Regions from separate parts of the Homo sapiens genome. Here regions 1 and 2 are each linked to region 3. A link is a contact called in ENCODE Hi-C or POLR2A ChIA-PET data. All regions are on one chromosome and are shown on one strand. Each heading gives the region's core, a stretch centred on a gene start or an enhancer-like site at or near the end of the contact. The rest is flanking DNA. Distances are from core to core; before and after follow the strand shown. Region 1 holds the start of PRTFDC1 (phosphoribosyl transferase domain containing 1). Region 2 overlaps PRTFDC1 (phosphoribosyl transferase domain containing 1). Region 3 has its middle 33 kb from the start of LINC01516.

What was found. Hi-C counts contacts between places; a loop is a spot of excess contacts on that map. ChIA-PET counts read pairs that join two places held with the same protein, here RNA polymerase II (POLR2A). Pooled maps may share reads with other maps.
Region 1: a map of CD4-positive, alpha-beta memory T cell shows a loop between it and region 3 (14-fold over the local background). The contact joins the promoter of PRTFDC1 here to the enhancer-like site in region 3. A Hi-C loop is called at or near these places in 9 of 168 maps with a recorded cell type or tissue (CD4-positive, alpha-beta memory T cell, Caco-2, GM12878 and 5 more), 4 of 37 single-sample maps with no recorded cell type and 22 of 50 pooled maps. POLR2A ChIA-PET finds 5 or more read pairs at or near these places in 3 of 52 experiments (BJ, H1 and WTC11).
Region 2: a map of GM12878 shows a loop between it and region 3 (5-fold over the local background). The contact joins two enhancer-like sites. A Hi-C loop is called at or near these places in 4 of 168 maps with a recorded cell type or tissue (GM12878, HCT116, HepG2 and 1 more), 2 of 37 single-sample maps with no recorded cell type and 5 of 50 pooled maps. POLR2A ChIA-PET finds 5 or more read pairs at or near these places in 1 of 52 experiments (BJ).

The regions. Positions count from the first base shown.
Region 1 is chr10:24,950,536-24,955,100 of GRCh38, reverse strand. PRTFDC1 (phosphoribosyl transferase domain containing 1) reads left to right here and starts at 2,495. Exons shown (of 9, transcript NM_020200.7): 1 at 2,495-2,573. The coding sequence starts at 2,526. It also overlaps a transcript of THNSL1 not described here. RefSeq lists a silencer at 2,145-2,334.
Region 2 is chr10:24,899,734-24,904,016 of GRCh38, reverse strand. The region is part of intron 3 of PRTFDC1 (phosphoribosyl transferase domain containing 1); the gene reads left to right. Among named protein-coding and RNA genes, the nearest start is that of PRTFDC1, 51 kb to the left of the region's middle. Within about 2 kb of position 1,921, at least 19 of the 41 ENCODE cell types and tissues checked have a DNase peak (open chromatin) inside an H3K27ac peak, as active enhancers do.
Region 3 is chr10:25,078,462-25,082,478 of GRCh38, reverse strand. No RefSeq gene overlaps it. Among named protein-coding and RNA genes, the nearest start is that of LINC01516, 33 kb to the left of the region's middle. Within about 2 kb of position 1,343, at least 5 of the 41 ENCODE cell types and tissues checked have a DNase peak (open chromatin) inside an H3K27ac peak, as active enhancers do.

The DNA.
Region 1 (4,565 bases), core at 1,246-3,745, 130 kb after region 3:
ATGATTGTAAATTTCCTGAGGCCTCCCAGCCTTGCTTTCTGTACAGCCTGCAGAACTGTGAGTCAATTAAACCTCTTTTCTTCATAAATTATCCAGGTCTAAGGTAGTTCTTTATACCAATATGAGAACAGACTAATACAACATGTAACAGAAATTTGAGGTTTAAAAAGAATTTTTGCCTCTAAATCCTCATAATGCAAGATTAAGAATAAAGCCTTGGACAGATGAGCTGTTATTTCTGGATACCGGTCTTTGCAAATACTATTTGGGTTATCAAGTATTATTTTGTATTATGTTAATGCTCTCCAAAGTATCGAAGTGTAATCAGACCGCACAAAGTATTATCAAAATATACAAAGATAATAAAATGAATTAGATTTTTAAAAACTATTTACTCATCATTCTGTGCCCTTTATAGGATGACCTATATAAGTCTATGTAGGATGTTCTTGAGCACACATTCATAAGATTCCTGTTGTCTTTCAAGCAAGTTACATTTTTCACTGTGAACTTGTTGGATTTTACGTTTAAACTAATAGCCTTTCTAAGGGAAGAAGATTTATCTACCATTTCCCTTACATCTTCCGCAGTGTCTAGGCTGGAACCAAAGTTGATGCTTTTTGACTTCTGTATGGCAACTACTCCTGTGACATATTTTGAAGTTCCTGGTACCCCCCAATCTGGCCCTGCACCCACACTGAGCCTCATGGCTAAGTTTTGATATCCAAGCAGTAAGATGGTCTAGTGGAATCCCCTAAAGCATGGGTCATGAGCCACCCACATCACACCCATCTGGTGTCTCTCAGCAGGTACAGGATTCTAGGTGCTTCCACAGATCTTCCCCACCCAGTGAAGCTGCATTAACCAGCTCCCCAGGAGAGTCTTGTGAACTCTAAAGTTTGATCATCATCCTAATGATAGCACTTTTCTGCTCCTGGAAATTTTAATGATGTTGCTTGTGAATATGGTTCCTGGGCCTGGTCTTTGAAAATGAAAATAAAAGATGGTGCTTGACTTTGGGGAAAAGAAGTGAGATGCAGACTACAAAAATGGCTCAAAACAACGCCCTCTCACAATTACTAGGAGAAAATGTTTACCCGTGTGCTGAGAAACAACACCCCCCATTTCTGTAAGGCAGTTGCCAAGCAGATGCCTGATTTCAGGGATCTCTGGAGCTGCACCCTCCAAGGCGCTGGCGCTTAGAAACGACATGAAGAGCCAGCCCTGCTGAGCAGGACCAGGGCGCCAAGTCTGAATGACTAATATTTTTCCAACCTAGAACGTCATTAACCGATTGATAACTATTTCCCCTTTAAACTAGGCAAAATCAGCATTCCTCTCCCCTCTGTGTGCCAGAATTCGAAGATGAACAAAAGACGCCTGCATCAGGAAAACTGTGTTAAGTTCTCTTGGATTCAGGGCTTCGACCCGAATTGGGCTGAGTGAATGAAGACGCTGGTGAGATGTCAGGGACCTGGGGAATGAAGACACACCCAGAAAAAGCAGGAACCTACAGGAGTGGACAAAGAACCGGAGCATAGGCATGTGAGAGGGGTTGAAATGAACAACAGACTCATACAAGAAGGATTTCTAATCAGAAAAGAGCGATTGCTTTAGTAAAGCTGCAACCTGGAACAATTACAATCTGACCAGATGTTCTTGCAAAACTGGTAAAGCAGAGAATGTGTAAAAATCTCTCCCCCTCCTCCCCTGAATGCAGTTGACGAAAGGCCGAAAGGCTGGATCCTCAAAGCCCAGATCTGATCACTGCAGATCCGGGCCACCCTAAAAGCAATCGGGTGTAATCTTTCCAGCTCCAGGCCCTGGGATGAGGGAGGTGGGGGAAGGTGGAGAAAGGTGGAGGAAGATGGAGGGAGGTGAGGGGAGGTGGAGGGAGGTGAGGGGAGGTGGAGGGAGATGAGCGGAGGTGGAGAGAGGTGGGTGGCGGCTCCAAGGTTTGAAAACACATCCAGGACACTTCCCATCCTCCAAGAGCACGCTGGCTCACAGGCTCTTTCACGCTTCTGCTTGGGACAATCGCGTGCATGAAATCTGGCAGGGAGGAGTCAAGGAGATTGTTAGCCCGAGGGCTGGGACGGTGGATCTGGGAATCAGGGGCCTGGGGGACACGTTCTCTTCCTGCCGCGGGCTTCCTGCTCCAGAGTCCCCGCGGGGCTTGGCGGCGGGGCCGGGGGCTGCACGCGACCATCCGGCAGGGGGCGGCGGCGACAGCGGCGGCCGCAAGGGACGCGTCCGGGGCCCGCGCTCAGGGGGAGCGGTAGCGGCTTGGCAGCTGCTCCCCGCGCCCCCGCGGCCTAGCCAGGGGAGGGGGCGCAGCGCCGGGGCCATGGATCCGCGTCAGGCCGCTGCTTCCCGCCGGCGGGCCCGGGGCGGGGCGGACCCGTCCCCGTCCCCGTCCCCGTCCCCGTCCCCGTCCCCATCCCCACGTCCCATCCCCCACGCAGCCTTCGCCCTCCCTGCTCCTTCCCGCGCCGTCTTCCCTTCCCGCGTTCCCCGGGAGAAACATGGCCGGGAGCAGCGAGGAGGCGCCAGACTACGGGCGAGGCGTCGTGGTAAATGCAAACTCCCTATTTTGGGGCTCGGCCCGCTCCCCTCCCTCCCTGGCACCCTGCTTGTAGATTAAATGCTTGCCGTGCGTCGGGGGAGAGAGAGGGCCACCGCTTTGTTCTCCCTCCCGGCGGGGATCGCTTCCATCCTCGGACCCGGGCCTCCTCTCCCCGCCCCCAATCTGACGAAACTCTGAGTCCCGTCCCTTCACCCCGAGTTCCCAGCGTCCCCCCGTGTCCTCCGGCCGGTAGCTCGCTCCTGCAGCGTCCCGCCGGCGCCCAGCCGTCCCCATCCCCGCGAGCCACGGGGAGTCGCTTCTGCGAGCCCGGCAGGGCCCCAGAGACCCCCGCGTGCTGCTCTGGAGGCCTCCTTCTTCCTGGGTCTCCTCTTGACTCCTCCAGGGCGGGCTTCAAGTTTTGTTTTTAAAAAGCACACTGAGGGGTTTTGAAGGCAGCTAGGAAATAAAGTAGCTCAAGTGGACAGAGCTTGAGATTTGAAGCCTTTGGTACCCAGGTTGGGGGCTCTCTGGCAGTGGAGGCCTCTGCAGGAGCTCTAGGACACGCTGGCGGCTCCTGAGTGACCTATGGCTTGTCTGTAAAAGGGAGCAACAGCAAGCTGGGCTCTGGAGCCAATTGGGAGGATGCATGTAAAATATCTAGCAGTGTGTCCGGATGGGAGGGTGTGGGGTGCTGGTTTCCCAGAACTGAGCCTCATTAACCCTGAGAATCCTGACGGTGTCAGCCAGAGGGTACCCATCTCTCAGTGTGCTAGGATCCAACCCGTTCTTGACCTTGTGGCCACGTCCTCCCTGCTCCCTGAGAAGTGGTTTTCCTAGAAGGTGGTGGTTATAACTTGTGTCAGGTTCAGTGTGAAACTCAATGGTGGTGAGGATGGTGGGTGGGGCTAACTTGCCATCTCTTTCCAGGGATCAGCTTGTCATTCACAGATAATCTGTTTATGAATATGAATGGCCTGAACTAAAGTAAGTGGGCTGGGGAGGGAAACGTGTCACATTCAGACAGAAGGGTCAGGTTGAAATGTGGGGCTCAGTGCTTAATTTAACAGCAGGACCTTTCCTTCTGAAAGGATGAGGAGTTGATTTATTCATTCCACACGTTTATTGTCCTGCTGGGTTGTAGGAGGTGCTGTAGGCTCTGGGGTGCAAAAGACAAAGGCCTTGTCTTCATGAGCTTGCGTTCTAGAGAAGACATAGGCAAGCAGTGTGTAAACAAATAGAGAAAATTTCAAATAGAGATATGTGCAATAGGAGGAGGGTAACAGGATAGAGGGTAATTGGAGGAGAAGGGGGGAGTGATGCTTTTGCTCAGGTGGTCAGGGCAGCCTCTCTGCGGTGACCTTTGAGCCAAGATCTGAAGGGTACACAGGAGTAGCCATGTGGACTGCAGGCAGAGACCCGCATACCAAATGCAAAAGAATCATTGTATCCGATTTATGCTTTTACAAAAACCATTCCAGTTGCCCCAGGAGGAGGGGCAAGCCTAGCGGTGTGATGGATGGGAGGGGGACTAAAACGCAAAAAGGGCAATCATTAAGTTCATTCTGGACAAATTGAGTTTGTAGTGCCTGTAAGGCCCACAGGTTGGCCTGCACTGTAGGCAATTTGAAATTCACATTTGGAATTCTGGAGAGTGATTGGAGAGATTTGGAAGTCATCAGCAAAAAGAATAATATGTAATGTTCGGGAGTGCTCAGTGAATATGGAAAAAACAATTAAAGCAACTGTTAAGGATGGAAGCCTGGAAAGTCCCAAATATAAGAGGCTGCCTGTGGGGGAGAAGCTGGTTGAAGGAACCGAGAAAGAACTTTGAAGGGTGGGAGGGCAGGCAGCATGGTGGGTGCCTTGGGAATAGAGCATTGTTGAGCAGGAGGGGCGGGGTCAAGAGGTCATCAGAAGTGTCAGATGTTACAGGGACAGCAAGTCGGATACCAAGATGGAAAACAGCCACTGTATTTAACAATTACAAAGCCATTAGTAG
Region 2 (4,283 bases), core at 672-3,171, 180 kb after region 3:
TCAAATACAGTTCTTAGAATAGAACTCCAGCTCGGTGCAGTAGCTCACAGCTGTAATCCCAGCCCTTTGCGAGGCTGAGGCAGGAGAATCACTTGAGCCCAGAAGTTTGAGACCAGCCTGGGGAGGTTAGCAAGACCCAGCCCTATAAATTAATAATAATAATAATAATAATAAATTAGCTGGGTGTGTGGTTGTGTTCGCTTGTAGTCCCAGCTACTTGGGAGGCTGAAGAGAAGATCACTGGAGCCCAGGAGCACTGCACTACAGCCTAGATGACAGAGCAAGACCCTGTCTCAAAAAAAAAAAAAAGAATACAACTTCATCCTGAGAAGGAGTGGATACACAAAATGAAGAGAATATCAAACCAGAAGACCAGCTCCTACTCCTGGCTCTGCCCAAGCCAGCTGTGAGACCTCTCTAGACTTCAGTACTCTCTGGGACTTCGTTTTCCATAAATAGTGTAGGATGATTGTATTAAAATAGAAGCTTCTTAGGAACTAGGGCTGTGCCTATTAATTTCTTCCTATACTTGGCACCTTTTAAAAACTTTGAATTGAAGTGCAATATACATTCAGAAAAGTGTCCACATCATGAATGTTCAGCTTAATGAATTTTCCACCAAGCGAACAACCTTGTGTATAATCATTACCAGTTAACAAATAGAACATTACCAATCGTTGGCTTTATTAGTCTTCACTTTATAGGGGATGCCTAATAAATAATTTACTTAGTAAATGCACCTTAGTAAAAGGTGCAAACATGTTTTCTCACAACAATCCCTATATTTTCTTTTTTCTTACTTTTTTTCTTGAGATGCAGTTTCACTCCTGTCACCCAGGCTGGAGCGCTCACGATCTCAGGCACGATCTCAGCTCACTGCAACCTCTGCCTCCCAGGTTCAAGTGATTCTCCTGTCTCAGCCTCCTGAATAGCTGGGATTACAGGTGCCTGCCACCACACCCAGCTAATTTTTTGTATCTTTAGTAGAGATGGGGTTTCACTATGTTGGCCAGGCTAGTCTCGAACTCGTGACCTCAGGTGATCCACCCGCCTTGGCCTCCCAAAGTGCTGGGATTACAGGCATGAGCCACTGCATCTGGCCCCTATATTTTCTTATTAAATTCACAGGAGAAAACTTGAGCCAAATAATCTAACTCAGTCTTTCACGACCTTCTTAAAATCAGCAGATATTTGACAAAAGAATAAATGAATAAATATCCAAACCAATAATTATGTCAGAGTATCAAGGCAATGAGGAAGAAGGAAATCTAACTGTAATCTTGTTAGAGTCCATTTTACTTTCCTTCTTGTTACCTTGTCACTGGGTGATGAGAAAAGACAGTTCTCTGAATTTGTCATTCTCTTTGCTCTAAGTTTGAAGAAAAATATAAAAGTCAACTTTCTCTGGAGCACCTAGAAAAATCGCCTTTCCTAAGACAGTTTGCACTGCAATGGAATTTATGAGGAGGAGATTCTAGTCTTGGTTCTGATGTACTCCACCAAACCACCAGATCTTGGACAGAAGTTGACTGGGTCTTTCCTTTGCAAAAGGCCTGAACTACACATTTCCTAGAATTCATTCCTGCTCAAGGTTCCAATGACATGCACCTTTTCAAGATGATCAACTGTACTGAAGGTTACAGTCTGTGGCCCTGGAGCAGATAAAAATAAAGTGGGGCCCTGTAATAGTGAGTCATTGGCATCCGTCCACAGCTCTATGAGTTGGCCAAACTAACCAGGCAGAGATTAATGCCTAACTAGAATGTGGATTGCTGCTTTGCAAAAGAGCAGTTGGAAGATTAAGGAGAAAAAAAAAAAATCCTGGATAATCACCTCCCTCCTCCATCCAGCAATGAGGCAGCTTTGATGAGTAATCCATTGATTGCTATGAGCCATCAGTTTCCTTCTTTCCCTCCCTTTGCTGCAGCAGTTTTCACTGCCAGTAACCACTGCAGCTGTGCAGGGATCGTCACCAGGACACACCCCTTCACTCTGTTCTCCACCACCTCCTAACAACCAACCACGCCTTAGATAAAGGGTGCAGGAATTGCAGCAAGGGGCTTTGGCCCTTGTGGGTGGATACCTGTGGCAGTCACCGTGCATTTAGACCATCTGTGGTTGGGGAGTTGGCTGTTCATGCATGTTCTGGAAGAGAAATTCACTGCAAATGCAGAGTGAGCCAACACAACAGTAAGAGATTCTCTGCATGACTAGTATAAAATCATGTGAAAGATTAGAAATGAAGTCGCTTTGTTTCAGCCTCTATTTATCTATTTACTTACTTATTTGAGACTGGGTCTTTCTTTGTCACCCAGGATGGAGTGCAGTGGCGAAATCACAGCTCACTGCAGCCTCCTCCTACCAGGCTCAAGCGATCCTTTCGCCTCAGCCTCCTGAGTAGCTGGGACTACAGACATGTACCACTATGCCTGGCCAATTTTTTTTTTAACTTTCTGTAGAGACAGAGTCTTGCTATGTTGCCCAGGCTGGTTTCACACTGCTGGACTCAAGCAATTCTCTCGCTTTGGCCTCCCAAAGTGCTGGGATTACATTCCTGTTTCAGCCTTTAAAATAAAAAACATTTTAGGGTATGTTAGTAAGTGAGGTGGTGGTGGTCATTTCTCTTTAAATGAGACTTTCCATCTATAATTTCTATTTTTATTACACTCTCTCAGGCCTGCTGGGTTCCTTCACCCTTAATTGCTGACATTCTGCCAACAAAGAAACACCCACTTAGTTTCTTTCTTACATAGTTGCAAGTTCCTTTTTTCTTATTGACTTGATGTTACCCTGCTCTGCCATTCAAAAAACAAGAAACAAGAGCATGATCTGGCCATGTGAGAAACAGAGGAATTATAATTGTGGCTTGTGATACACATACATATAGGAACCAAGACACAATTTTCTGTTAGATTTGTAATGATGTCTGAAGCATATGATTCTGAAAAATTCGAGAAAACTAGACACATTTCCGATGCTATAATATGATTCTGAGTTGTACTTGCTTTGTACTTTGACAGTTTCAGGTTCCATATTCAGACCCACAAATTTCAAAATCTAATTGCAAACACCTGTTAGCGACAAGTTACCACAAAATAGTCTCCTTTCGTAGGGTCATGCCTGGGAAACAGAGCTCTTCCTTTTTAGGTACAAGCTTTATGCATAGATTTTTATTTATATAAAATGTTCGGCCCAAGTCTTTGTAAACAGTACTTACCCAGGTTATTTATTTTTTAATTCTAAATATAAACATGTACAAAATGTAGGAACTAAAATTTCCAAACTAACTGGCTTGCAAACAATATTATATAGATTTGTTGATTTGGTTTGTAGAATGTTTTTTATTCAATGAATTTTTTTCATTCAGTGAATCACTTTGATGAGAATATTTAAAAGAATAAAGAGCTGTATATCAAAAAGATCATATTTTTCAGCAAGTTATCCTTTCACAAAATTATTCCACACATTCCTTCTCCCTCTGTTTCCACTCAAGATTCTAGAAGGATCTGAGGTGTTGCCTTTCTGTTAATAAGAGGATAACTTTATGGAGCTGCAAAAGTTGATAGGAAAAATTCAGATGCAAAAGTTCTAAGTTACCTAAGGGTAAAATATCACCCACAGAGCTTCCGAGTTCCTGGCTTGTTAGTTTCTCTGCCTCTTTGAGCCTAGACATGGAACAGTGCGTAAGCTACACACCCAGAGCTAAGACACTGGGAATCAAGACCAGGGCAATGTTCCGTTTCTCACATCTGCTCAGTATTGGCTTAGGTTTTCTCAAGAATTTACATTTGGGAGGAAATTCTGTAGGGGCAAAGTTACTTAAGTTCTCCCAATCCAACAGTGTGGGAAATGGTATCAAATAAGTAGGCCACTTTTCAAAAGGGAGAGGCTGCATCAGTAAATTAGGAGAACTGTGGAATTCTGCCCATTGATGGAATAGCTTAAGTTTTTTTAAATTGATTTTTAAACTGTCACCAGCTAGCAGTCTCCACATATCTACCACTTTCTTCATAAATAAAATGTGTGAGTTCTATAAAATTTCTGAGTTCTTTTCCAATCCATTTTCCACCAATGCCCTAAATCCCCCAATACCAGTAGATGAGAGTCCACAGATACCCATATCTGTAAAATAAAGAAATCCACAAAAGCAGCATTATTGTTCAACTCGGAATACTTCCCGCAACATTGTTGGCTGTTCTCTAACTGAATTAGAGCATTTTATTGTTGTGGGAACATGTTTAAAATGACCATCATTCATCATTGTCATCTGTCTCTATTATCTT
Region 3 (4,017 bases), core at 94-2,593:
ATTTAGAGGACACTTGAGCCAGGAATGAGAAAAAGGAAATGTTTCCCGCTCTGTTGACGGAACTTGCCTTAGATCACAGGCAAACAGTGATGGTGGCAGACAACAGTGGAAAGAAATCTTCCCTTAGGTGTCCTCTAAGAAGAGACTACATGTTATTTTTCATATGGACTTAGAACTAGAAGAGCTGTTTACATCTCATCTAATTCAACCCTGTAATTTTACAAATAAGAACATCTAGACCCAGCGTTTCCAAGCAGTTTGCCCTAGGTAGGTAGATACGTAGGAGGTATAGGTCCACTGCCAGGAACCAGGTTGTATTATCTGGATTACCAAGACTTCGTTATAAGCACATGTAGAGACCAATAAACGATTTAGACAATTCATACATAGAAGCTTCTGAATTCCTTCTTAAAATGTCAGGATGGTTATCTGAGGTGATTGGATGAACTGTGAGAAAAACATATTATAGACCCTTCGGACATAGTATATGGTTTTCCAGTAATCCTTGTGCTGTGGCTTGAATGTGTCCCCCAAAAAAACATGTGTTGGAAACATAATCCCCAATGCAATAGTGTTGGGATGTGGGCCCTAATAGGAGATATTTAGGTCATGGTGCCAACTATAGAAGGACTTCGGGCTTCAAGTCTTCAAGTTGTCTCTTTTTCTCTGTCTCTCTCTCTCTCGTGCTCTTTTGTTCTTCCACCATGGGATGACAGAGCAAGAACAGCAAGAAGGCCCTCACCAGGTGCTGTCACCTTGATAGGGGACTTCCCAGCCTCCAGAACTGTAAGAAGTTAACCTCTGTTCTTTATAAATTACCCAGTCTATGGTACTCTATTATAGCAGCACAAAACAGATTAAGACAGCTTGTAACAGTCTCTTCTGTTTTTCTCTACATTCCTAATGAATTTTTTTTAAAGCAAAAGAATGATTTTATGACTTTTTTCCAGTCCTTTATATGAGCATTCTCAGATTCATAGCTTGTTTCTTTTGGGTTCTGTTCACATTAGTAATGCCTCTTGCCTGTGGCATAAAGTAAATCTGGACATAACAAGTCTCCAACGCTAGTGAAAAAGAAACACAACTCTGTAGATTATTGAATTAATTGCTGCCCTGAAGGAAAAAAAAAATCCCCTGATGTCTTGTGGCAGCAGTCGACACAGATGGCCCGCTAAAGACAAAAACTTCTGTGGACTGGGAAGAGTCTCCTTCAGAAACACAGCTTCCATTATTTCAAGAGGGCATTTAAGGACACTTACTCCTGGCTTCTGGACTTTGCCGGGCGGAATTATTGTTTGCCTAGTGGCGCTGTCCACTAGAGGGAGTCAGGGTCCTTCCACGGAACTCTACAGGGAAGAACTTCAAACGAATGCAGCCATCTGAAATACAATGACGGGAGCAAGGAGGGGATAAGGGTGTCACTTCTACCTGGGACACATCTCACTTTGGAGAGCACTTTATTCATGGATGTGTTTCTTCCTTTGACAGATCATCACTGAGGGGAGATACAGTGTATTAGACAATAGGGAACACTACATCAACACTCACAGAAGGGCCAGCCTTACTCTCATTCTGGAATAATGCATGGAAGATAGAAACTAGGAAGCCTGCAAACTCGGTTTACTAGTTGAAAATTGGTCAACTTTCATCTGACTTACCTAAGTGATAACCTAAGCAGGTGTCAACAGCAGTTGCTTGATATCTCTGGCTTCAAACATCCTCAAAAATAGCTAACATTTCAACAAGCAAGCAAAGCAAGAGCCCCTTATCTCTTCAAAAGTATAACTGCTGCCTGTAGCCAATTCCTGCAGTTCAGTGTCAAAGAGACCCTTCTTTTTTCTCTTTTTCTTTAAGAAGAAAAGGATCTCACTATGTTGCCCAGACTGGACTCTGGACTTGAGCTCCTGGACTCACACAATCCTTGAGGCCTAATCTCATTCCCAAGTAGCTGGGACTATAGGCTCAAGCCACTGTACCTAGCCACAAAGAGACATTTCTTGTGGTCTTCAAGAATCCCCTATTATGATAAAATGCCCTAGAGGTCCAGCATGGTGGCTTACACCTGTAGTTCCAGCAATTTGTGAGCCCGAGGTGGGTGGATCACTTGAGCCCAGGAGCTCAAGACAAGCCTGAGCAACATGAAAAAACCCTATCTGTAGAAAAAATACAAAAATTAGCTGGGTGTGTTGGCATGTGCTTGTAGTCACAGCTACTCAGGAGGCTGAGGTGGGAGGACTGCATGAGCCTGGGACGTAGAGGTTGTAGTGAGCTAAGATCACACCACTGTACTCCAGCCTGGGCAACAGAGCAAAACTCTATCTCAATAAAATAAAATAAAATGCCCCAGACATATGGGGGAAAGTATTTGTTATAGTATTATTTACAATAGCAAAATTGGAAAGGTCTATATCAAAGGAATGGTAGAGTAAATTATGATGAAGCCACATAATACAATATGATGAATCCTTTAAAATCATGCTTCAATAATAACTTCAGTGACTTGGGAAATAATTATAAATTAGTGTCAAGTGAAAAATAGCATATTAAAGAACTGATGTACAAAATGATCTCAATTATTGTAATTTTTTTAAAGCAAAGGTACCAAAAGTCTAAGACAAATATCTCTGAAAGGTAGGATTACAGATGAATTTACATCATGCCTCCAATGTTTTTGTATTTAAAAACACTATTAAAATAAATGTTTTTAAAATTTATAACTGGAAAGAAGTAATTTTGGATTTATATACCAATACTCCTGAAAAAATGGCAACAGACTTTTTTTGGTTCTCTATAAATTTTGCTAGTGAGCTACAGGATTATACCAACTGCATTGTTAACAGTCATTCTGGAACTCACCTAGAGATAGGCTGTACAGAAAGGGAAAAACTGCAGGTTACCAGGATCTGGAATAAGTTGAATCAGAAAGGAAAGGTTATAAAAATTTGGGGAAGGGAGATGGGATTCATCAATAGGCAGATGTGTGTAAAGAAATTAAGTAAATCAAGATTACAACAAATGGGCATAAAACCACTTGGACATAGGGAAAGTTGTAGAGGTGAAGACAGAGTGCTCTGTCTTAAGTAAATGTCAGGAGGGCCCACAGCTGAGTAAGAGCTTAGTGCCGTGGAGAAATCCTGAAACCATTCCCGCTGTCATCCTCACATTGCCCTGAAGACACAACCCACACTGTGCACCGTGGGGGGAAATGGAAACCATGAAATTGACCACATCAGCCACGTAGACTAATCGCTAGACTTTGAACTTGTAAATGTTCCTATGATGCTCTCCAACTTTCTTATCTTTTTGTCATGGACCTTGTTTGCCTGCCTAGACTTAAAAATTGTAAATGATTAACTGGTGGAAATGAAATTCCTAGTCCTTTTGGTGGTTTCCCCAAACAGATACTTTCCCTTAACAGCCAATAGTGGGTTTTTGTGTGTGGTTTTTTTGTTTGTTTGTTTGTTTGTTTGTTTGAGAAACTTATCTTCCAAATTGCTAAAATTGGTCCTTTTGGAAAAAGTATATATATTTATTTAGCTCAAGGAATTGTTGTTATTGCTTCAGGGCAACACAGAACGGCATAGTCACAGTTCCTCAGTGCAATTACCACAGTCTTATTTGGAGCCTGATTTAGCAACCAGCGTGGGAGCCAAGGCAAACAGAAAACCATGAGAAGATGCTTCCCCTTGGGGAAGAAAAAAAGGACACATTTTAGACATTATGAGAGGGAAAGAGACACTGTCCTTCATATGCCTGGAAACCCTGGAGAACTGGAGCTATCACAATCATAGTGCACCAAGTGGGAACTGTCTGTATGACAGATTCTCCGAGGAGATAGCACAATGTTTTTGTAAATGTATGACAAGAAGCAGCAGCCCAAATAGAAGGGACATGTTGAACATCCCTAATCTGAAAGTCCAAAATCTGAACTGCTCTAAAATTTGAAACTTTTTGAGCACCAATGTGACTCTACAAGTGGAAAATTATGCACCTGACATCATGTGATGAATTCTAGTC